5 separate regions of the Mus musculus genome follow, and regions 1, 2, 3 and 5 are each linked to region 4. The links are chromatin loops, found by intact Hi-C in ENCODE. Cell type or tissue: left cerebral cortex. All regions are shown on one strand.

Region 1 (5,000 bases), 490 kb before region 4:
GTTCTCCGTTCTGTTTTCAAGGTGTGATGGTCTGTATATGCTCTGCCCAGGGAGTGGCACTATTAGAGGGTGTGGCCCTGTTGGATTAGGTGTGTCACTGTGGGCTTGGGCTTTAAGACTCTTATCCTCCAGCACTTGGGAGGCAGAGGCAGGCAGATTTCTGAGTTCGAGGCCAGCCTGGTCTACAAAGTGAGTTCCAGGACAGCGAGGGCTACACAGAAAAACCCTGTCTCAAAAAACCAAACCAAACCAAACCAAACCAAACCAAGACAAACAAACAAAAAGACTCTCATCCTAACTGCCTGGAAGGGAATATTCTGCCAGCAGCCTTCAGATGAAGATGTAGAACTCTCAGCTCCTCCATGCCTGCCTGGATGCGGCCATGCTCCCACCTTGACAATACTGAATTGAGTCTTTGAGCCTGTAAGCCAGCCCCAATTAAATGTTGGTTTTTATAAGAGTTGCCTTGGTCATGGTGGCTGTTCACAGCAGTAGAACCCTAACTAAGACACATGGACACAGTATTTTTACTCTTGACTTGTTTTGGCTGTTCTGCCTCACCTTTCCCACAAGGTTGGAGGGACAATCCTGCATTCAGAGCTAGCTTCTCAGGGACTTCAAACAGCATGGTCAGCTTGATCTTTGTATCACAGTTGAGGAGATATGACCAATTCAGATGATAGTTTGCAAAATTGAGTTGAGGAGCACCGCTTTAAAGGAGCCTGTGGTGGTTTGAATAAAAATGCCCCCCATAGACTCCACTTCATAGGGAGTAGCCCTACTGGGAATTGTGGCCTTGATAAAGGAAGTGTGTCTCAGTCTCCTGCTGCTGCCTGCTGTACAGATGTTGAACTCTCTGCCCCCTTTTCAGCACCACATCTGCCTACCCTGTCACCATGCTTCTCGTTTTGTAATGGTAATGAGCTAAACTTCTGAACCTGTAAGACATCCCTAGTTTAATGTTTTCTTTTATAAGAGTTGCCTTGGTGGAGGTGTCTCTTCTCAGGGTCAGCTCTACTTCGCCCCAATGTGGCTTCAGTCTGACATCAGCCGCTGTTCTGTTGAACGTGTTCTCTGCCACCAGCCACCTGCTTCCTCCTCTGTTTGTCCCTGGTGTCTCCTCTGAAAATTGGCCGTTTTTGGTCTTTATCTGCCTTTCGCTTTCCTTGAAGACTCTGACCAGCATTTTTGTTCTTCAGGCTCTCCAGAATTCTAAAGCCAAGCCCTTAGCATAAGCCTGCCTTCGAGAGTGGGGCCAACCAAGGCTTACGCAACAGCAACATCCAGCTTCAATGTACATTTTGAAGGAATGGCAGGGCTGAGGCTACAGTAGCTCAGCTCAAGGGTTCCTCCAAGAAGCCCAATCTGTTCCCCCATTAGCACCGCCAGACACCAGCACTGGTAGAAAGAGTGAGGGCATAAGCTTAGAAACTATCAGACTTCATTTGCGTCTACACTGGGAGAGTCTAGCTAAGTTACTTAATGCTTTGACCCATTTTCCTCATTTACTACGATCCATTTGATAGGGATTAAATGAGCAGCCTGCAAAGAGGGCGGCACAGGAGTGGGGTGGTGCACGGGCTCTCGGCTTTAGTCCCAGCTCTTGGGAGACAGGCAGATGGATGGATCTCTGAATTCGAGGCCAGCCTGGTCTTGTGGATTAAGTTCCACGACAGCCAGGGCTACACAGAGAAAGCCTGCGCAAACCTGGTAAAACAAGTTCAATCCCTGGAATCTATATAGAGATGGAGGGAGAGTTGGACATGATGGTTCATGACAGCCTGGTCTACATATCAAGTTTCAAGATAGCCAGGGCTACAAAGAGAAACTGTCTCAGAGAGCGAGGGAGAGGGAGAGGGAGAGGGAGAGGGAGAGGGAGAAGGGGAGGGGGAGGGAAAGAGAGAAGATGGGAGGAGAGGACAGACTTCACAAAGTTGTCCTCGGACCTGCACACGTGACTGTAGCTGTTGTGACATGCACACAGTCACAAACCTATAAAAACTGTCTTTTGACTTAATAGATCTATATCCCATCTGCTTTGGAGATGCAAATTTAGAAGGGTGTGGTATTTATTACCCTTTGGGGATAGCGAAAGACCTGGGGTTAAAATATGATACTAGATTAAAATCTCCCTGAAGTGCTGAGCTCTTCTTCTCCACCAGGAGGCGCTCCTTCTCCTTCTAGGTAGAGGCCTGAGCCAGGCCTTTCTTCCTGGCTGCTTTGTGGTATGAGAGACAGCCCTCACATTACTATCCCAGACCTGCAAGGGTTTCTGCAGTTTGCAGCCCTTCGAAATTATTATGGTGTGAAAGCAACACAAACTCACCCAAATCTATCTCAGTACAGATGACAGCCCACAAAGGCTGCGAACCCGGATCATGCAGCTGACGAAGTGCAACAGGCTGGAAGTGTCTCTCCCAAGTGTTTCAGTTGCTCTGAACGTCTTCCAGGCAGCTCAGATGGTTTCTGCTTCTTCTAGGCAGCCGGTCTTTGCAGCTTGGCTTGTGGTGATGCAGCTGTCTGTGAGTCATTTCTGCTCCTGTAAGTAACCTCATTAAAACTCATTGGTTCACCAAGTTGGACTTAGATGGTAGTCATACCTTGGTCTCGCATGTATATTAGTGTTCTGTCTGCATGTATATCTGCATGCCAGAAGAGGACGCTGGGTACATTATGATGAGTGTGAGCCACCATGTGGGTGCTGGGAATTGAACTCAGGACCTCTAGAAGAGCAGTCAGTCCTCTTAAACTCTGAGTTATCTCTCTATCCCTGGGAGTTTCTTTTTTTTCCCTTCCTTCCTTCCTTCCTTCCTTCCTTTCTTTTTTTAAAGATTAAATTATTTGTATTTTTATGTATACACATCTTTTGCCTGCATGTATGTCTGTGTATCACTTGCATACCTGATGTCTGCAGAGGCCGGAAGAGTGCATCAGATACACTGGAACTGGCATTAGAGATGGCTCTAAGCTTCTTTGTGGTACGAGGAATGTAACCCCAGCCAGTGCTCTTAATCACTGAATCTCTAGTCCCCTCATTTAAATGTACAGCAACCTTTTGCAGATAATTTCAGAATCCACCCAAACCATGAGTGGCCGTTGGGGAAACAATAAAGAACCACTCTCCTTTGAGAAGCCACATTCAAAACCAGTACGACCTGGGTGACTCTTACACAGCCGAAGCACAAAGTACAGAACAACCTTTGCATGTCTCTGGGACACAGCTTCTCTGTGCTCTCAGAAAACACTTCCCAGGAGATTTCACCCCAGAGCTGCTGGTCTCTTCTCAATCACCGCTAACTTCTTAGCTCCAGCTAACCAGCATCCCACTAGTCCCGTCTATTTTTCACTCTTAAAACGAGAGCCACATGGCTAAAGCTGCCAAGCTCTGCTGCTTGCTGGGGCTGGAACTTGGCCTCTGTAGTAGAGTTCTCTGGAGTCACAGAACTTGCGGACAGTCTCTATACAATAAGGAAATTTGTCACGATGACTTAACAGTCTGTAGTCCAACTCCCCAGCAATGCTCAGGTGTGAATAGAAAACTCAGTAGTTGCTCAATCCCATAAGGCCAGTAGATTCCAACAGATCTGCTGGCAAGTAAATGCAAGCAGGCAGAGAAGAGCGAATCTTCTTGATTCCAATGTCTGTTGTATGTCTTCAACAGAAGGTGTGGCTCAGATTAGAGATGTGTACCACCATACCTGGATCTGGGACTTGTTTTTATGCCAAGATCCAGGTCAGAAACTTGTTTCCCTCAAGATCTGGGTCACAGGTGAGCCTTTTGACTCTGGATTGTAGTTCATTCAAGATATAGTTGACAACCAGGAATAGCCATTGCAGCCCCCTTGTATATATTACATTATCATCAGATTTCTGTTTTCCAACCCCTTCACTGCCTAAGCTTAGCTGTCCTCGAACTTGCTCTGTAAACTGACTTTGAATTCAGAGATCTGCATGCCTGTCTCGTGGGATTAAAAGTATGTACCACCACACCTGGACTTAACTTTTCTTCATCTAGAACTTGCTGTCCCAGGCAGGCTTGAACTCTGCTTGGCTTTATCTGCTGGGATTAAAGGTATCAATCACCATGCTTGGATCTAAATTTAGCTGGGTAGGATCTTGCCCCCAAATCCCTTAATCTGTTATCTCCTAGGACATAGGATTCGGTTCCATTTCACATCCTGGTGCCCCTTTAATACTCAAACTATATATTTTGTATTTTTCCTTTCTAAGCTTGTTATGCTTATTCAAAACACTCTTCATGAGACTCAATCAAAGTACAACGTCTATGATGGGCATTTCTGAGACTTCCTTTGTCAGTGCAAGTAATCTGAGTCTCTTCACCTTAACCTCAGGCAGACTCTTCAGACAAGGGCAAAAAAGCAGCCATGTTCTTCACCCAAATACTACAAAAACAGTCTCTAGGCCACAGACTGAAGTTCTTCTCCACTGAAACCTCTTGGACCGGGTCTGCACAGTCAAATCACTCACAGGAACAAAGTCTTCCATATTCCTACTAGGATGGCCCATTAAGCCTCACTTAAAACATTCCATGGCTTTCCAAATCCAAAGTCCCCAAATCCACATTCTTTCAAACAAAACAGTCAAGCCTATCACAGCAATACCCCAGTCCCTGGTACCAACTTCTGTCTTGGTTAGGGTTTTACTGCTGTGAACAGACACCATGACCAAGTCAACTCTTATAAGGACTACATTTAATTGAGGCTGCCTTACAGGTTCAGAGGTTCAGTCCAGTATCATCAAGGTGGGAGCATGGCAGCATCCAGGCAGGCATGGTGCAGAAGCTGAGAGTACTATGTCTTTATCTGAAGGCTGTTAGCAGAAGACTGGCTTCCAGGCAGCTAGGGCCTTAAAGCCCACGCCCACAGTGACACACCTACTCCAAAAAAGCCACACCTTCTATAGTGCCAATCCCTAGGCCGAGCATATGCAAACCATCACAATGATACAGACATGATTATCATAGTCCCGCAAGAGACTGG
Region 2 (5,000 bases), 64 kb before region 4:
GTGTGCTTAAGGGAGGACATGGCTACAAAGCATGAGCTGTTGAGTCACCCCCGTCACACAGCCTTCTTCTCCAGCTCCAGCTGCTTCTCTGCTGTCCTAACTTTAACGAGAGCCACACTTTGTGCTCCTTATGCCCTCAACAGCTGTGTTTAGTGTCTGTACTTCTCAGCAAACAGTTGTTTGGAGTTTGCCCACTTCTGAGTTTTGCGTGAATGGAATAGTGTTGTGTCGTGTGATGACTGGTTTCCAGTTCAACATCACCTTGTAGGAATCGCCCAGTGAATGAATACACGCATGCCTGCTGCTGTCTGGTGTGTGAACGTGGATCTGTTTTACGTGCTGATGGGCACTTGGGTCCTCCCTGATGTGGGTTGTTTTGAACGTCAGTTGAATAGCCTCATTCACGTCTCACAGTGCTAGGCTTAAGCATGTCTCTAGGCTGCAGAATGTGACAGCTTAATTGTTGGCTCATAAGATGTGTGCATGCTCAGTTTTACGAGGTGATGCTAGTGTTTTCCAGGGTGAACCCCAGCAGCATGTGTGAGTGCTCGTCCTCTCATTATGACTGGGTCTTGTGAGGCTTCAAGGTGCGCAGAGATATCTGAGAGTAACTTCAACTTAACACTTCCTTCGTTACCACCGAGTGGGCAACCTTTCATGTGTCTGCTGGCCACTAAAGTCTGCTCTTGTGTGAAATGTCTCTTCATTACCAGTTTTCTTATTTAGTGGTTAATTTCAATCAAATTAAGATTTTTAGTCAACTAAGCTGGACCCTTGGCTCTCTCAGAGTCTGAACCCCCAACCAAAGAACATAAACAGGCTGGACCTAGGCCTCCCTGCACATATTTAGCAGATGTGCAGCTTGGTCTTCATGGGGGTCCTAAAGAACTGGAGTGGAGGCTATCCCAAAAGCTGTTGCCTGTACGTGGGTTATGTTCCTCTAACTGGGCTGCCTTATCTGCCTAAGTGGGAGAGGGCCTACCCATCCTCGAAGAGACATGAAGTGCCAGGGTGGGGGGATAACCATTGGGAGGGGGGTTCCTACCCCATACAGAGGAGAAGGGGAGGGGGGGATGTGAGAAGGATTGTGGGAGAGGGTGACCAGGAGGGGGACAGTCACACGAATGTCACATGAATAAATAAAGAAAAATAAAACTAAACTTAAAAAAAAGATTATGATTTAAAAAATACATAATTGCAATGCTGTTCCTTTGTTTCTAGTGTATGTTTAAATAGCTTCTTCAAGGGGATGGGGGAGGTGGCTCAGCTGGTAACCTGCCCACTGTACAGGTACAGGGACCTGAGTTCAAATCCCTAGCCCCCAGGTTAAAAATTAAAGGCCAGCTAGGCATGGCTGCAACCTAATGGAACATTACTGCTGAGGGTTGGGGGAAAAGGAGATGAGACAAAAGGAAACCCAGACAAACTGGCCAAAGGGCAAGCACTCGGTTCAGTGAAAGACCTTGTATCAAATGATTAGGTGGCACAGAATGGAGGACGATGTCGGACATCAACCCCTGATGTACACATGCACACAGGCACACGCATGCCTCTCAGGTACACAGTCTCCTTCGGGGTTAGGTCATATCTCTCCATTTCACCCTGTTGCTTTGTCATCCTACCTTATGGTTTATGGAGGATTATCATCAATTTTTTTCCCATTATAGATTTTCCTTTGGGGGTTTCTTATTAGAAACCTTCCTAGAACCCTAAGCTTGGTGATGTGGCCCTCTCTGTTAGCTATCCTTCATAGACACTATTTTGTAGTTATCTGTCTTTATGTCACATGCTGTTGCTTATTTCTTTATACCCTCTGTTTCCCACACCCCTGTAGCTGACAGGTTATAGTGCCATTATTGGTTGTACAGCACATCCTGTCCCCCACTGACATGCAACCCTGTCTCAGGCTGATATCACATGTAGTATATATACAGATTTGTTTTCTAGGTTGATATTCTTCTCCATCCTTGTCCATCCTCAGACCAGCACTGACTGACCTAATTCATACAGCTTAAGTGACGTGGACTTGCGATGTGCTCTGTAATCTTTAACCAGTACTTTTGGTCCCAGAGAAGTTGTAACATTCTGGCTAAGAATCTAAAATGGTCTGGTGGACTAGGCTTCTTTTATACTCTGTTAGAAAGCAATACTTTGTTTTTGGGGGTTTTGTTTGTTTGTTTGTTTTGTTTTTTTCTCAAGCTATTCCAGTTTCAGCCACTAGGAGTCCTTCCCTGTTGGTTCTTGTGTCTTGGTGGATACCTTGTACAGTAAGTTGCTTGTCTTATATGTGTTTTTCTCCAAAAAGCCCTGATTTCTTATATTAAAAAATGGGATTAAACCCCACAAACTGGAATTCATGTGTGCTTAGTGCTGTGGGGTATCATTGCTTTTCAGCCCTTTCAACGAACAAGGCTAGGAAATACATCAGTGCCTGCTAACTGAAGATAAAAAAACTTCGTGTTGATGCCCCTGACTCTGATTTAGAATCAGGCTTCATTCTGGCCTTGAAGTGGAAAGAATGTTTCAAAACTGCTGTGCTATTGAGCAGAGTCCCCAGCTTTTGTTTCAAAGACTTTGTTTCCTCCTACTGCCACCTGGGAGTTTCAGAGTTTATAATGTAACTTCTGCTGGGAGCTAAAATGTCCTTAGTGATAAGTTCTTTTGTGTCCTTAGTGATAAGTTCATTTTTTTCTTTTTATAAGATTTGTTTATTTTAATTGTGTGATGTTTTACCCATATGTATGTATGTATGTATGTATGTATATGTATGTATGTATGTATGTATGTATGTGTACCACATCAGTGTCTTTGCCCATGAAGTCAGAAGACGACATCAGATTCCCTGGAACTGAAGTTACTAATGGTTGGTGAGCCACCACGTGGGTGCCGGGAACTGAACCCAGATCCTTTCCACGAGCCTGAAGTGTTCTTAGCCACTGAGATATCTCTCTAGACCCTCCAGGATAAAATCTTGATGGCAGGTTTGTTTTTTATTTTAACTTGCATTTTCTCTGTCTACTTCTCATCTGGTCAGCAGGCTAAAAACAAAATATTAATATATAACATTATATATTAATATACAACATAATTACTATATAAAATTAATATATTAATAATATACAATATGCTAATCATATATAATACAAGGTGGTATGTGTGTGTGATGTGGGTTCAGATATTGCTCTGTTCCTGCCCATATGAGTCTCACCCTGAACCCAGAACTCCCCATTTTGGCCATGTTAGCTGACTGGCAAACCCCAGTAATCTACCTGTCTCTCTGTGTCCACCCTCGAGAGTTGGAGTTTCAGGCGCACCCCACAAGTGCTTTTATGTAAACAATGGTTCCACGGACTCAAGTTCTCATACTCAGACAGCAAGCGCAGGCACTGTGGCCACTGAGCTATCTTCCCAGTCCTTGAAAACACATTCATCCTCCTCATCTCAGCCTACGCTGGATGCTCACTGTGCAATAGACACAGTTATCAGTAGGTGTGCTAGTCTTCATAACCGCGCACACACAAAAGGCTCCATGTGATGAGATGAAACGCAGCCTGGGGAAGGAGCTCACCCCAGGCCCTGAGCTGGCAGGGCAGGGGACATAGCATATGACATGGTCTGTTCCAGACTCTGTGCCCCTGACTTTCATGTCACATAGTCTAAGAAAGGCAAACCAGACCCAGGGTGAGGAATGATATCCAAGCTACTGAGAGCGGGGGTTGGTTTGATTAACTCAAGACTCCGGTCTTCACACTTCTCCCTGGTAGTTCTCCAGCCTCTTCAGGACCAGCCGGAATTGGTTTGAGAAAGGAATGACTAAGTCTCTTAAGAGAGCCCTTTTTTTTTTCAGTCTTTCTTCTATTCCAAATTCTAATATTCTTCATGAGAAACCATTCATTTAAGTCTGTGGCCAAGAACCTGACACTGCCTGCTTGAATTTGACACCAGGGATTTGGCCCCAGGTGAACAGCCTTTCCTGTCAATGTTATTAAGCAGGGCAGACCTCCTGGGAACAGGAATTCTCCCCAGGGAACCCATGTGAATGGCTATAACCGGAAAGGTTTACTAAGATCAGTGTAACTGTCCAATTAGCTGTTTACATTGAAGGTGGCAATTATTCTCCCTTTTTCAAAAAGAAGTTGGTTTGAGTTTTAGTTCCTCCTTCAGGTAAATCGATCTGAGTGTCCGTAAGAGCTGAGGGTTCTACTACTTTTAGCATTGTCAAAGTGGCTTTGCATGTGTGTTACAGAACACTTATTTATTTATTTATTCATTTAATTTATTTAATGTATACGAGTACACTGTAGCTGTCTTCAGACACAGCAGAAGAGGGCATCTGATCCCATCACAGATGGCCATGAGCCACCGCGTGGTTGCTGGGGATTGAACTCAGGACCTCTGGAAGAGCAGTCAGTGCTCTTAACCACCGAGCCATCTTGCCAGCCCTACACAGACATTCCTGATCTTTGGAAAGCATCCACATTAATGGTAGTGGGTGATTAACACAGCTGGTACATCTCCTACTTGTCTGTGGAATACTGACCTCTAAGATGCTTGAATCCTATCCTCTGAAAATTCTGTTGAGTCTACCGTACCATGTTGTCATTGCTGCTGAGACAGCTTCATGCATACTTATTCAAGAGACACTGATCTAAGGATGTGAGCATTTTGCAGCACCAGGGTTCTTAGCACAGACCCTGAGAAGTTGGGTCAAATGAAGGATGCAGAACTAAGATGGGAAGGAAGTGGAGGCAGACGGGCAATCACCCCTCACTTCTTGAGTGCTGTTTGGTGCCTGGGCCTGTTCACCTCCTCTGGGTACCTTTCCTGGGCCTCAGCAAGCACTTCTCCCTAAAACCAATGGTTGTAATGCTGCACTTCATGGTGGTTATAGAGGACCAGTCAGCGGAGGACAGATCTCCCGCAGACGCAGACCCCTCAGGAGGACTCACTGTTCTAGTTGAGACCCCCTGATGTTGAGAAGACCCGTGGGTACCTGACTA
Region 3 (5,000 bases), 92 kb before region 4:
GCTTGGTTTGCATTTGCCTTGCAGTGCCTCTGTCCTTCGGTGACTTTAAAAGATGGCTTTGGAGGGCACCTCCCTCTTGCCTGGCACTTGCTAACTACTGATCTGCTTCCTTGACTTTCAACCTCAGGGTTGAAAGGCTATGGTCCTGGTGGTCTGTCTGTTTGTGAGTCAGGATTTTCTTTTTATCTTGCACCTTTTAATACTGTCTCTTTCTCCTGTAGTCTGGGCCTTTCCGCTGTGACGTGTCACAGAAGGTTCTTCTCGGGCCACGTCCACTTGAAGTTCTAGATGCTTCTTGTTCTGGAGTAAGATTACCGCTCCAGATTTGGGTAGTTCTGCTACGGTTTCATGGCTGAGCTTTCGATACATTCATTTTTTAGTACTTGACTGCACTCTCTTTCTGAAGCAAACTTAGGAAAAGATTTTTACTATAGATTTAAGTATGGGTACGTATGGGTATTAAGAGAGGTCATAGAAACATGTACGAGAAAGCTGGTGTGTAGTACATGCCCAAGAAAGGCTGTGGGTCTCGCCTGTTCCCCCACCGATGTCTCCCTGAAATGTACTCTCAAACTTGTCGTCTACATCTGATATTCCCTCTAGGGTTTGATCTCGTGGACGGTGGGGACTGGCCATGGGCCATGTTTTTCTACTGATTGAGGTTTTTCATTTTTAACCTCCCCCTTATCCTCTCTCTCTCTCTCTCTCTCTCTCTCTCTCTCTCTCTCTCTCTCTCTCTCTCTCCCTCTCTCTCTCTCTCTCTCTCTCTGTTTTCTTCTTTGGTGTTGAATTTCTCATCTGGGTTACCTACTTTCTCACCTGAATTTCTATCCAGATCTTGAATTGATTTTTCTAATCCATTGATCTCCTTGTATCCTTGTTGAAGTCAGTTTTATAAGTAGAGTTTTGAATTCTTTGTCGTTTCATCCATTTCATGATTTTTTTTTTAATATGGCATAGAATTCAGGATCTTTGGGAATACTGTCTGACCTTGATTTTGTTGTTGTTTCTTGTGGTTTTTCTATCACAGTTTGGGTAACTGTGGGCTACAATGGATAATAAATAGCTCTTTTGAGTTTTATTTTGGGGTCATCCTAGATCATCTCTCTGAGAATGCTATTATTCCAGGACTGCTGGGAAAGAAACTGCTATTCCAGCAACAAACAAGGTGCGATCTGCCAGGAGAGTCTGTCCAAGCCAGCAAGTACCAGGCCTTTTCAGGGCCTTCTCTTTCTCTGTGTACCAGGAGCCTCTGCTGGCCATACTTCGCTTTGCAGCCTGTGGGTGAGGCAGGTCCTCCCAGACTTCAGAGATTTCCGGTTGGTACCCCTAGGCTGGCTAATGTCTCAAGTATGTTGTGTAGTGGGGAACGCAAGCAGATCCACTGAGGACTGTACTGTAGGGTCAGGTTTTGTGCTCCCCCAGTGCAGCTGCAGTCACCCCGCAGAGAAGATTGAGCTATGAAGTCCAAACACTCTCCTGGAACTTGAGTTCTTACGTCACCAGTAGCGAGCCCCCAAACAGATAGCTAGCTCCCAGAGTTTGGAATGTCCACTGGCATTAGGCTCAGCACGATCATTCTCTGCAGTTATCCCTCAGGTGAGTCTGGCCCCAGCAACCAAGGGTCAGGACTGCTGACCACAGTGCCCTTCATTGCTGAATTCCTCAAGATATCTGCATTGGACCTTCTTCTCTGCAACCACCTTCCATGGCTGACTACTAGCCAAGTGCCGCAGCAGGTTGTAGGTTTCTATTCTGTGATGGTTCTACTCTCTCAGGCTCTGGGATTACCTTGGTCTGAAACAACAGGTTTCTTCCGGTATGACTCAGGCACAGAGTGGCAAAATGGTCCTTGTCCTACTTTGTTTTCTGAACTGAGACATCGCAGCAGAAACTCAGGCAGTAACTGAAGCAAGAACCATGCTGACTGGCTTGCTGTCTGGCCCACCCTCAGCGAGTTTACTTATGTAGTAGCCCAGACCCACCCGCCTAGGGGATGGTGCTACCCACAGTGAGCTGAGCCTTCCCCCGTCAATCACTGGCCTGATTGGTGCAACCCCTCAGCTGAGGTTCCCATTTCCTAGGTGTCCCTAGGTTGTGCCAAGTTGACAGGAAAACCTAAGTCTTGGGCCTCTGCTCAAATGCTGCCCTGTTACACAGGATGACTTCCTGTCTTCTCAACTTAATCCAAGACTCACAAGAACCATTTGCTTGTCTGTTTAAAGCGTTCAATGGGCTCCTTTTGGATGAGGCTTCTGTTTGTCTTCCCCTGCTGGGAAATCGGAGAATTTAACTTACACGTGCAGGGAAAAAGTAATTTCAGTGGTAACCCTATGATGATGCTCAGTATGTGTTTCCAAGGCCTTGATAGAAGAGTTGAGGTGGGGAGTGGGTTGTGGCCCCTGTGTGTGCATCTGTGACACCTGTGTGACTCCAGTGTGTGCAGCTGCTACCCTTGTGTGTGCTGCTTGTGACCACTGTGTGCGCAGCTGTGGCCCCTGTGTGTGCATCCGTGAAACCTGTGTGTGCATCGGTGTGCACATCTGTGACATTTGTATGTACATCTGTGACTTCTATCCATGTGTCTGTGACCCCTATGTGTGCATCCGTGTGGCTGGGAGCTTGTTGAAGACCTCTGGCTCCCTTCTTTACCATGAACAATTCTGGCCCATGTTAGACTGTCATCCCACTCTACGAGGGCATTTCCCAGTTTCATACTCAGGGCAGAAGGAACAGGAAGAACGAAGGAAAAGACACGTCCCACTCTCTACGATACTCTTTGCTCTTACTGTGCATTCTCTAAATGCACTGAGTGTCAGCTGCATCTGCTGGCATGGGAGGGTAATCTGGGGTGACGGCAGAAACAGAATCGTAGGGCAAAGTCCAGCTCAGGCATCCCCACAGCTTCGGCTCACTACATATCTTGATATGCCCTAAAAAACAAACAAACAAACAAACAAACAAAAAAAAACCCAAAACCCAAAAACCAAAACAAAACAAAAAAAAACCCAAAAAACCAGGCAGTAAAAAGTAGAGAAATGGCGGGAGAGGTGACGCCCAGCTATAGTCCAAGTGCTCAGGAGACTGATGCAGGATTGCCACAAGTTAGAGTCTAGCCTGGGCTACATAGTGTGAGACCTTGTCTCAGTAAACTGAACAAGGAAGTGAAGGGGAGCTGGAACGGGGAGGGAGGAAAGGCAGGAAGTGAAGGTTGGATGAATATGGCCATGTTATGAGGACCGGCTAAAGGAAAGCAGCAAGGGCTTGCAGCTGGAAGAACTGCAGTAAGAGGCGTGGGGAACGAAGCAGCCCCCTGCCGAGGTGGCCTCTTTGGCTCAGCTCCAGTCCTGCAGGACGCTTAGGAGTATTTACCACCGTCTTTGAAGAGCTCTCTCTACCTGGTCTCTCCAAGGTGACCTGAACTACAGAGCACAACAGCAAGCCCTGAGCAGTCGTCCTGTTTGGGCCTGATCTGGCCTGCTGTGCTTGACTCTTGTCGGAACCAAGGCTACTGCAAGGTCAGAACAGTGTTGTCTTGGCGCTGTTAGCCTTGAAGATGGATGTGGTGTCCCGGTCAGGTCATCAAGACTATCTAGTCCTTAGTGATGAGGATGCCTGATGTCTCCTGTGAACAAATCCTCCTGAAAAGATGCTGTGTCTGCCGAGACTGATGGCCTGATGAGGGTTCCAGCTGTTCTATGGGGAGGTTGGAATGTAGCAAGTCCAGACACTGCTTGCCTTATTTTCGACTAGTTCAAACCTCAGAATAGCTATTCCCTGACCAACTCTGTGTCAGAGCAAACACCCTGTGACTAATAACCTCTTGGAACCTAGCCACTTAACAGACAACTAGCTTCTGCCAGCCCCAAAGCTCATATAATGTCTTGGGTCTATAGATAGAAGCTTCTCTTATCTCTTGCCTGACTCTCTGATGTACCCGCCAACATATTTTAAACTTGTCTTGATTTATGACTTTGTTCTGTAAAATTATTAAAAAAAAAAAAAAAACTAAACAAAACTGCTTCCAAATTGCAAGTGGGATTTGGAGTGATCGAAATCTGTGGTCCTCAGCCTGTGGTCACTCAACCTGGCTGCAGAAGAAACTCTCATTCCCTTTAAGATGAGAGCCCTGGTTTTTGTTTTGCTTCAACACTACCGAGTCAAGTGTGAGTTTGACCCAAAGTAAAGGAGGCAGATACAAAACAAAGGCAGAGTGTCAGGCCTTTCACCCAGTCCTTGTGGGCTCAAGTGTGGAATCAGCCTTTTTAGCAAAAACGGGTTTGAGGCAACTATTATCACGAGGTATCATTTTGGACTTTTAGGAAATTCCTAGGCTAAATTGAGGCTCATGACCTTACGAAGCATGCACCCCTTCAACAGAACACATGTTTATCCGTGTATGATATCCCAGCTCATGGAAGATTCTAGTTCTTTGTACCTTCTTCTCCTTCTCCTCCTCCTTCTCTTCTTCATCTTCCTTCTCCTTCTCTTCTTCCTCCTCGTTATTTATTATGATTATCATCATCATCATTATTATTATATCTGAGAACTGAACCTGGGGCCCCCTGAGGCTGCTAAGAACAAGCACTCTACCACTGAGCGATACCACCTACACTGTCTTATAAAAACACTCGTCTTGGCACTATAGACGGCTCAGCAGATTAGAGCACTGGCTGCTCTTCCAGAGGATCTGGGTTTGGCTCCCAGCACCTCTTTGGCAGCTCACCATTGTTTATAACTCCAGTTCCAGGGAATCGACACCGTCTTCCGAGGTCTTTGGTGCACTCTTTGGTACAGGTAGACATGCTATCCTGCAACCCACTATGTAGACAAGGCTAGCCTCACACTCTCAGAGATCTGCCTGCCTCTGCCTCCTGAATGCTAGGATTAGAGCCCCCACATCTGAAGAAGCACTTTTGGATTTAATGACATATTTATTAAAAAGGAAACTATTAAGAAAGACGTTTCTTGTTATTGCATAGGTTATGTATCATTTAAAA
Region 4 (5,000 bases):
ACTGTGGGTTCTCACTGTAGCCCTGGTTCTGAACACGTCATGTATACTTTGTTCTTTATGTGCTGTCTGGCCACATAAGGCTACTGATGCTGCCTGAAACACCTTGGCTCAGATATGAACTGCAGTGCTCTCTTATTGTACAGTTTTCTAGTCTTTGAAGAGATTATTTTTAATTACGTATACTTGTTAGGATCTGTGCATGAGTGCAAGTACTCTCCAGTGGCCAGAGGCATTGGCTGTCCCTGGAGTTGGAGTTTCAGGTAGATGTGAGCAGCCTGCTATGGGTGCTGGGAACAAAATTCAAGTCTTCTGCAAGAGCAGTATGTGCTTTTAACCGCTGAGGCAGCTTTTCTGCTCCTAGACTTCTACTCTTCAAAGACATAATGGTTTAATTAAGGAAAAAAGATAATATTTTCTTGTTATTGTTTCTTAGCACATGTTAAATTTATACATCTTGGGATTGCATTGTGTTAGAATTTTTTATTTTAAAATTGCAGTTTGAGTTACTGATTTGCACTTCATTAAAAAAATCACACGAAAATTTTGGCTGGTGATTGGGATAGAATTTCCAACTATTTTTGAAATGTTTCCAAATCTATTTTTTTGCCACTTTGCACTAGGTATTTATATAAAATGATTCTCAGCATTGGTAATTATAAAATCAAAATAGCAATCAATTACAAAAAAAGTTGACAATGTTGTGTTTAGCAATATCAAATATTCAGCCAAGAATAAATAATTTTTACGTAGAGATGAACAAGGAAATCCATCTCGTTTGCATACAAGCTTGCTTTTGTCTTAAATGGATTTTTGGTCTGCTTCTTTTCAAAATTCATTTTTTAGGTTAGGATACAAAGTAAGCATTCAAAGAAAGAAAACAAACTTTTTTTTTTAAACGACCAATGTTTGCTTTATACCACTATTATATCCTATATACCTCGAGTGGCATGAAAGTTTTTCAGGTGTCGGGGCGGCAAGTTGAAAAAGTCTAATTAGCTGTATTCTAGACTGCTCATTTCGACATTTACTTCCAAGCAATCTAGAGTGCCTTTTCGTGGCAGAAGCATGAATATGTGCTTTGTTTCGCACGGAGCTTCCTAGAGATTTAAATTCAAGCAGCACCATAGGACACAATAAAGGTTTTTACAGCACATCCATTTGTTTTGTTTGCTCTTCCCGTCCCTGGATACCCTGGCAAGGGGCTGAATATCTGTCAGCAACTTGCTTGGCATTTTTTTTTTTTTTTCTCATTTGGTACAGGCTCTCCTAAGTGATACAGATAAAATTCGTCCCTAGCACGAGAATGTGGCAAACAGATTTGGGTATGAGTTTGAAGTGAACCACACTGTAGATACAGCACGTGAACTCCACGCTGTAGGAACAGAGATTTCGTTTCTACCCTTGTAGAGAAACTGTGCCTGGCACAGATTTCCCCTGGAACTCGTTCGCTTGTGAGCGAGATGTGTTTCCTTTGGCTGGGCAGGAGGGAGATGGGGAGGAGGCAGTCTTGGAACAGCAGGCAGAACGGAGCGCACGTTCGCTGAGGGCGGAAGGAATCCCCAGCAGACCAGAGGGACACGCCCTGCCGCTCTCCCAAAGGGCGGTCTCTCCTGGGATGCCTGGCTTCCAGGCAGCCTGCAAAAACCCTTCTCTTTTCCAGGGCAGACAAGACGCCCTCGGCGAGCCAAAAGCCGCGTCAGCGGCCCCACCCACTCGCCTCCAACGGACCCAGGTCGCCTTCCCGGTTCCCAGCAGCCACCGCGGAGGCGCCGCCCGCACAGGGCATGCTGGGAGTCGAGGTACCCGGCGCTTCATGACTCTCTTCCGTTCGGAATTCCACTTGGAACGCCGTGAGGTAGCGTCGTAGTCGGCGCTCCAGCCCCGCACTCGCAGCTCCAGGGCCCCAAGAACGACACCCCCTTCCCGGGGCGCCGTGCACCGCGTCTCCCCGCAAAGAGCCCCGCTCCGCCCCCCCGACCCTGCTCTACGGAGATTGACAGCGGCGCGGCGCCCGGAGCTGCGGCCAAGTCGGAGGTGCGCAGGCGCACTAGCTCAGCGTTGACCCCTCCCACCCCCCAGTTAGGCCCGGAGGGCGGGGCCAGCACGAGGGCTCCAGGCCGCGGGGGCGCGCACGTAGGCACGTAGGGCCCGTCACGTGGGGCGCCGAGGATCGCAGTGCGCGTGGCCGCGGCGGCTGGTGTGGGGTTGAGTCAGTTGTGACACCCGGAGCTGCTGAGCGGACAGGCTGCCCTCGGGACCCCCGCGGCCCGGCAGCAGGCGCGGAGCTTCGGGAATCGTGAGCCTGGCCCCGTCCTAGAGCTCCGCGGAGCCGGCGCCGCCACCGTCCCCTCGCCCCCGCCAGCGAACCGCCGCCGCGGGCGCGCCCCCGCTCTGCGCTGCGCTGTCTCCTATGGCGTCCGCCTCCGGGGCCATGGCGAAGCACGAGCAGATCCTGGTCCTCGACCCTCCTTCAGACCTCAAATTCAAAGGTAGGCTGGCTGGGACGCTCCGGAGCGGAGCTGAGGCTGGGGCTGGGGCTGGCGGGCGGCGGCGGGGTGGCCGGGCCGTGCTCCCCTCCCCCACGCCCCGGCCGAGCGTCGGAGCCGCGGCCCCGCTGCGTCCCTCGGCCCCGCGCCTCGCCGTCCGCCGCTGCCGGGCCGGGCCGGGCCGGGCTGGGCTGCGCTGCGGAGGGGAGGGGAGGGAGCCGCCGGGCGCCGCGGAGGGCTCCGCCGCCATCTTGCGGCCCCGCGGGGGCGCCGTGGGAGCCCGCCCGCGCCTTGCCCGCCGGCCCGCATGGCGTCCTTGCCCCAGGGGCGGCCGCGGCGCGGCGCGGTGCGGTCGGGCGGTGCGGGAGGGCGACTGGGAGCCGGAGCTCCCTAGTCGGCGGGCGCCAGTGGGCGCCGTTCGGCGGCTTTGGGCAGGCGCGGTCCGCCGCGGGCGAGGAGGCGTTCACGGTCGCGGCCTCGCCCGGAGTCTTTCCCGGTCAGGTGCGGGACTCTGGCTGAGCCGGGAGACCAGGCAGCAGAGTCTCTGGCTGGGACTGACCCCGCGTGTTGGCACGGCCCCCAGGCGCGCGGCAGAAAGCTGTGCGTCAGCTGGGGCATGCATGGTCAGAGGTTAATGGTAGTGGGTCCCTTGTGTCAGCTCGGATTGTCCCTAGGTACGGAGGACCCAGTCCTTGAGTGCACACTGTCTTTACTGAAGAATTCTTTCAGCGTTTGTGACCCGCTTACGCTTGCGGTTTCCCTGCGTATCCCGAGAAAGCTGCTAAGGTGCCACACAGCTCTGGAACTGTTGACTTTGGAGCATTGACTGTGATAGACAGTGGCTTGGTGATTCTTGTTCAGATCCAAGGCGGTTTGCCTTCTCAGTGTGTAGGAAACGAAACGTTACACAGAACAATTTACTTTATTTTAAGGAGAACCAAAAGAATGGAGCTAAAGAGAAAACGTGATCCTTCCTATCTTTAAATGTAAAGTGCCCCCCTCCCCCCCCCCCGAAAGTTAATACCTTGCGTTTTAATTTCAGGAACTGATGAAAACAATTTTCCTTAGGCGCACATCGATTCCAGTACTAAGAGAAAAAGTAAACCCATTAATAGTAGTGTAAGAGTTAGTCCAAATGAAAATAGCTGAATTGTCCTTGTGGGAACAATTTAAAATAGTTCCAGACACTTAAAGATTTTATATCTTAAATAGTTTTAGGGCTTATAAACATTGGGTATTCTGCTAGTCACATGCCCTGCAGGTGTTTCAGTACATTCACAAGTTTCTCTTTACTAGACAAGAACTTGATTGTGATTTTAAGGCAGCTCTAATATCTTTGGAATTGGGTCGTGAACCACACTTATAATCCCGGCATTCTGGAAGTCCAGAAACCATCCAAAGTTTGAAATCAACCCGGGCTACAAGGGAGACACTAGACAGTGTCTCAGAACCTCGGGTAGTGTGTATTTTCCTGCAGCAAATTTCTGTATTGCCTGATTGGTTTTTTTTGGGGGGGGGAGGGGGGGAGGGAGTGGGCGGGGTTTGCTGAGAAGTTCTTATAGTACTGTAGTAGCCATAGGTAATAGAAGCGATTTAATGAACATTTTTACGATATTTTGTGTGGTTTGCTTTTTCTCTTTTGACTGTAAGAGAAAATTATCTGTACCACATAGACATGTGTGAAAAGTCTTTTATGAGACAGGTTTTAAAAACGATTGGAAATACTACATTGTGCAGTATCCATATAGACCACTTATTTTTGATGTTAAATAATAACTGTGTTTATACAACAGACTATGTGTTACCAAAAAAATGATCCCAATACTACTGAAAAGGGCAGGTAAGTGGTACTTTGAGGGAGTAGCATGTCTGTGGAAGCTTTTAAGGGAAAAAGGCTCCTTTCAAGTTGCCTAGGGAAAGTTATGCAAATGGGAGTGGTTGGGTAAATCCTGAGGTGAGAAGATACATTGAGGTGAATAGACTTAAATGCCCAGTTGTTCAGAGACTTCTGGAAAGGTGGGTGAGATGGAAAGATAGGGAGGGAGAAATTCGAGAGGATTGGAGTAGGAGTTTGACATTTGGAGTTTGATGCTTTCCTCCTTAATGTTACTTTGTTAGTCAAAGATAATTTGGTACAATGGTAGCCTCTGAATTTAAATGCCCAGTTCTACACTAAGTAGGGGGATTTAGAATCCACAGTGCGCATGATCTTTTGGTTGACCATATCAATAATCACTTACCTGATCTTTACATGTGTTTAAGTGTAGGTTGTTTACACATCCCCTTTTGCAGAATTACTTGATGATCTGCTAGGTTTATTTGAATTATTTGGATTCACCATTGGTTTCTTCAGGAGTGACTCAGCCATTCTGAGATTAACAGTTTTCTTTTAATATGAATAATGACTTGATAAGTATCATTACTTTGCAGTTTTATTTCAGTCTTAGTCATAATTCTTTTATAATTGTAGAATGAATTCTAAAGCAGACCTTTTAGTGGCTTTAGTGCATAAAA
Region 5 (5,000 bases), 160 kb before region 4:
TTTTTTAATCCCTGCTTAAATTATATCAGAACTTTTTCAGATCTGTGCTGTGTTAGGAGAGTTTTATTGTGATGATGCTTGTAGACAGTGGAACTTTAAGGGGTAGGGTCTGGTGGGAAGTTCTTAGATTATTGGAAGACTGACTTACAAGGGGGTAAAGGCCTCTGTTGTGGATAGCCTTGGGGCTAATTACATTTGATATTAATTCCTTTCTCCAGTGAGTGGCTGTGAACTAGGAATGAGTCAGCACTCATTTCAGCACTGATTTCCTGTAAACCTGCTACCCATCTTAATTTGTAAAATAAAGGAGAGCTGATAAAAGGGAGTGTGGAGAGGAAGGTGGGGAGAGAAGAAGGAGAAAAATGGAAGAGGGAGAGGACGCAGAGGAGGAGGAGGAAGAAGAAAAGCAGAGCAGAAGCACATGGCCTGGAGAAACCCCAAGTTCTAAGGGGTCTCATAGATGTGGAAGATGATAGTGTAGTGGTAGATCTGCCCAATCTAGGCGCACAGCATGTCTTCATATTAATGGAGTCATGTTTTCATTGCCGGGGCATATTTGGGTGTAGATTTACCACAGCAGGCATCCCTCCTAGGTCCTCTGAGAGCAGTCACTCTTTGTCTTTCTTCAGTCTTGCTTCAGTGGGTTATTGTAGGAATGAAACTGACCACTGAGTTGCCTGTTGGCTTTTTGAGCTAAGAGCTGTTCGCACAAGCACTCTTGCCCTAGCAAGGTGCTGGAAGAGACAGTCAGTCGGGTCTGGGCCTAAACTGTCCACTTTGAACTTTCAGCTGCTTTGTTTTGTTCTCCCAAGACAGAGTTTCTCTGTGTAGTCCTGGCTGTCCTGGAACTCACTCTGTAGACCAGGCTGGTCCTCCTGCCTCCGCCTCCTGAGTAGAGATCTGGGATTAAGGATTAGTCTACTACCGCCCAGCTTGACGTTAAAGCTTTTCAATCTGCTAGCTAAACAAACTTGTTTTTACAAGGTCTGAGTGCCTCAGTGACAAAACACGAACCTGTCATAAAGTAAACAGAGCACAAAAACCTGGAAGCTACTTAGCATCTGTCATTCCTAAGACATTCCTAAACTATTTCCTCTCAGTCATCTGTCCTCCTTCTGGGTTCAACTTTACGCATGTCCTTGGCTTAATCTCAGGGATTTCTGGTTTTTTTGTTTTTTGTTTTTGGGTTTTTCTTTTTTTTTTTTTTTTTTTTTTTTGGTTTTTCGAGACAGGGTTTCTCTGTGTAGCCCTGGCTGTCCTGGAACTCACTCTGTAGACCAGGCTGGCCTCGAACTCAGAAATCCGCCTGCCTCTGCCTCCCGAGTGCTGGGATTAAAGGCGTGCGCCACCACGCCCGGTGGATCTCTGTTTTTTTACGAGGCCATATCAAAGTGTCCAGGAGGAGAACCCGGTGAGGAAGAGAATAAACCCATGAACATGTCTGGCTGACAAGACTAGTGTTGCCACACGAGGCAGAAAGCAAGACTTTACCACAAGGAAGCCAGGTGTGGTGGCACGTGCTGTCATCCCAGTACCTGAGGAGATGAGGCAAAATCTCGTGGAGAGCTTGAGGCCGGCCTCAGCTACACAGTGAGTCTGAGGTCAGCCTGGGCTCCTCAAGATTCTGTCTCCCAAACAAACAGCAGCAGCCACAAGCAAGCAAGCAAACAAACAAACAAACAAACAAATTTCAAGCCATACTCCCCACCCGCAAGAAACTTGACTACAGTGAGTTAGGAAAGAGGATGTTTTTAGTGGGTTCATGAGTTGAGAAGACCAACAGGTTGGAATAATTCTCAATGAGGCCCCCCAGCTTGGGCAGGGGACCTGTTAGGGGAGTCTAAAAACCACATCTTAGTGCATCTTAGACACTCAGAGTAGTGGAGAAGAGAAGGAGAGAAGTGCTGGAAAGATGAAGGGGACAGGTGGTCATTTTGTCTGTGCTTGTCCTTCTGGGCAGAGTCCACGCTCGTCAGCATGCCCTGCAGTTCCATGAGTCACCCTCAGTCCACAGGAAGTAATAAAAGGAAAACATACCTCAGCTTTACAAGGGGCACCCTTGAGTACAGAGGGTCAGATCCTACTTGTTACGGAGCCCGTAGGTACCAGGGAAGGCAGGAAGAGGTTTGGCCAAGGTGTCTGCAACTGTGTCTAACAGTTGTCAGCTAAGCAAACCCGAGCATAGAGGCGGTATTGTGTGGGGACTAGGCAATGTCGGGTAGCCTGTCTTCAGTCTGCCCACACAGAGCTGGCTGTCCTTGGATGCTGAATCAAGGAGAGATACTGACACAAAAGAGATCTTGAATAAGACCTGTGTCCACATGACTACTTTTTGATCAATTCAGTCTGGACAAGCAGACTTCTATGAACCTGTACTTTGACACAAAGTTCCTGTTACTCTGGGTAATTTAATTGATTGCAAGTTTGTTCTGGGACCTGTTTTGACTCCAGAGTTCTAGAGTTCCTTCTGTGGACCTTGCTTTGGAATTTCCCACCCTGAGAGGCCACTTTGGGCCTGAGTAGCTTCTATCTGGCCTGCCAGATAACCACAGGGGGAAAAAATGGCAGGAGCCATTGATCAGATGGGACAAGTTATGAGAGAGGCCAGAGAACTGAGGCTGCAGAATGCTTTGTCAAAACTTGCTTTGGGTGCCTGGAGACATGGCTCTGCAGTTAAGAGCACTGGCTGATTTTCCAGAGATGCTGAGTTCAGAGCCCAGGTCCCGTACTCCAACCTCCCACATGGCAGCTCACAAATGTAGCTCACCAATGCCCTCTTCTGATGTGCAGATGTACATGCAGACCAGACGTCCATATACTTCAAACCTTTAAACACTTCTTAAAACTGGCTTTCAGGCAGGAGAGATGGCTCAGCGGTGAAGAGCACCGATTGCTCTTCTGAAGGTCCTGAGTTCAAATCCCAGCAACCACATGTGAGCACATGGTGGCTCACAACCACCTGTAATGAGATCTGATGCCCTCTTCTGGTGAGAACTCCAGACTCAGCATACTGATAAGAACACCTGCCTGGCAAGAAAGCCAGGTAATGAGAACTGCTCTTCACTGTTCTCATTAAAGGGCTTCTGTTTTATTTCCAGGTTGCCTGGATCAATCCTTCTAACAGTTATCAGGCATGCTGGGCAAGCACTCTCCCAACAGAGCCACGTCCAGTGTTGCTGTTTAAAACATATGCATACAATTAGTAGTACCAGTAAATTTAGATTATTCTTAAAGAGCTGTCATTTCTACACAGCAACAAATGAAGTCATCCCAGAGGCTTGGAGGAACAACGGACCATACAAAGACCAGAGGCCATGGCCCCTCTGTGTGACGCTGCACGTAGCCTCAGTTTCCTAGTAGAGGAGTTTGCAGAAGGGTTGCCAGCCCCCCAGTTGTGGCTGGGCTCCTGCCCACATAGCTGTAGCGTTTTTCTACATGGAGAAAGGGGGCTTCCTCTACAGAGTGCACCTCTCTTTTCCCAGGCCCTGGTGCTCCAGTTTTGGAAGCCAAAACACCTGACTGCTTCTCGAATCATCCTTGAGTCATCCTTTGCTGCATACAGAAAAGAATGCATGCAGAGTAAAGTGAAGTGTTGGGAGGAAGCGATTTGAAGCCTGGGTATTAGAAGGGACAAGTTAACCCTTTCCTCCCCTCATCCCGGTTTCTCGCTGATGTTTCTTGCATCTGGAGGTCAGAGTCACTTTATGGTGGGACTACCCAGAGACTTTGAAGTGCTTCCTTGGGACCACAGCCAACAGCATAAACTGTTCCAATGGCTCTTTATGACGCGACGGGTCGTGTGTCCAGGGCAAGTGGTGCCCGACCGGGCTCAGAGCTGATCACGGAAGGGGATGATTTGCCCACAAGTCAGATGTTGGGTGGTCACTGGAGGCCGAAGCGGACCGGGGCCCGGGCGGAGCCGAAGCCCGGCGGCCAGGCTAGACTAGACGTGACGGGAGGAGCCGGCCGGCAGCACGTGACCGACAGCGGAGGCCGAGGCCCAGAAATAGCCGCCTTGGCGGTTCCGCCCCGCGGCCGGCGAGAGTCCTGGGAGACAGCAGGACGCAGGCTGGGCGCGGTGTGGCCCGGACGATGCTGCTGAGCCCCGGCCGGGCCCGACCCAGAGCACATGATGGCGATACGGGAGCTCAAAGTGTGTCTTCTCGGGGTAAGTCCTGGAGCCATCCTACGGGGGATCCCGGCTTCTGTGCGCCATTGTCTCTGCGCTGCCCGCCTCCCGTGCGCTTCCCCATGTCCCGCGCGCTCCATCCCGCGCCCGGCACCAGCCGCCTCCGCCCGCCACCAGATTCTCCCGAGCGCCCCGGATCGCTGCATCTGCGGCCGGGTATCTGGCAACCTTGGGGCTCGCCAGGCTGCGGGTCGGGCAGGGCGGGGTGGAGGGGTGGGAGGTGGGGGGGATTGTTGAGGACCAGAGGACAGCGGGTCATGCAGCCCCTGGGCCCCTAGGACTCTTGCCTCTGCCACTGGTGGCTCCCTCCCGGAGGAGTGTTTAAGTTAGGTTTTCCTCTGCCTCCTGCGGGGGTAGGTAGGGAGTAGTGATGGCAATTTCTTTATTCTCTCCGAAAACAAACCAACAAACCAATCCTTCCAAGCAAGGGAGGGAGTACCGGGGTTTTGGCCCGACTGCGAAGTATTAAGAGCAAACTCTGTATGAACTGTGTGTTCAGCACACTTTCCGTGCAGTGGATGAAAATGAAGCAGGATGAGAAACACCCGCCCCCAACACCCTTCCTCTTCCAAAACGAGTCTTAGTCCCAAGAAATATAAAAGCAGTCAGAAACAAAGAAAGAAACAACATCCAAACTCCGAGACTGGAGGGCCAGACTGACAAACTCCGGCACACTGCGCTGTCCCTTGAAATCTGCCCCCCCCCAGGGATTCAGTGTTTGGGGGTCATTTCCTTGGGGCTACCCACAACAAATTCCCGAAGTCTTCCCAAATAAGAGCTAATGTTATAAGCCATGTTCTCTGCAGTCTTC

Evidence for each region. Peaks named below come from ENCODE experiments on the same cell type or tissue, not always from the same donor. Only the 100,000 strongest peaks of a DNase experiment are listed, where the experiment ranks them.
Region 1: it touches region 4 in a loop (3-fold over the local background); 11 of 42 quality-filtered maps call a loop at or near these places.
Region 2: a loop joins it to region 4, with 2.8 times the contacts of the local background. A loop is called at or near these places in 12 of 42 quality-filtered maps.
Region 3: it touches region 4 in a loop (2.5-fold over the local background); 7 of 42 quality-filtered maps call a loop at or near these places.
Region 5: it touches region 4 in a loop (3-fold over the local background); 21 of 42 quality-filtered maps call a loop at or near these places.

The regions. Positions count from the first base shown.
Region 1 is chr17:66,104,263-66,109,262 of GRCm38, reverse strand. No RefSeq gene overlaps it. Among named protein-coding and RNA genes, the nearest start is that of Washc1, 4.8 kb to the left of the region's middle. In left cerebral cortex, a CTCF peak has its summit at 2,160 (motif pointing right); DNase peaks (open chromatin) are centred at 2,189 and 2,455.
Region 2 is chr17:65,675,188-65,680,187 of GRCm38, reverse strand. All of the region lies in intron 5 of Rab31 (RAB31, member RAS oncogene family), which reads left to right. Among named protein-coding and RNA genes, the nearest start is that of Gm35477, 35 kb to the right of the region's middle. In left cerebral cortex, a CTCF peak has its summit at 2,200; no DNase peak of the experiment used is centred here; H3K27ac peaks cover 203 bases.
Region 3 is chr17:65,702,666-65,707,665 of GRCm38, reverse strand. All of the region lies in intron 3 of Rab31 (RAB31, member RAS oncogene family), which reads left to right. Among named protein-coding and RNA genes, the nearest start is that of Gm35477, 63 kb to the right of the region's middle. In left cerebral cortex, CTCF peaks have their summits at 1,256 and 2,273; DNase peaks (open chromatin) are centred at 1,245 and 2,228; H3K27ac peaks cover 361 bases.
Region 4 is chr17:65,610,709-65,615,708 of GRCm38, reverse strand. Vapa (vesicle-associated membrane protein, associated protein A) reads left to right here and starts at 2,154. Exons shown (of 6, transcript NM_013933.3): 1 at 2,154-2,489. The coding sequence starts at 2,411. In left cerebral cortex, no CTCF peak of the experiment used is centred here; DNase peaks (open chromatin) are centred at 1,065, 1,728, 2,059 and 3,091; H3K4me3 peaks cover 3,732 bases; H3K27ac peaks cover 2,383 bases.
Region 5 is chr17:65,771,674-65,776,673 of GRCm38, reverse strand. Rab31 (RAB31, member RAS oncogene family) reads left to right here and starts at 3,922. Exons shown (of 7, transcript NM_133685.2): 1 at 3,922-4,168. The coding sequence starts at 4,130. In left cerebral cortex, a CTCF peak has its summit at 2,805 (motif pointing left); DNase peaks (open chromatin) are centred at 3,581, 3,988, 4,683, 4,994 and 2 more places; H3K4me3 peaks cover 1,517 bases; H3K27ac peaks cover 1,620 bases.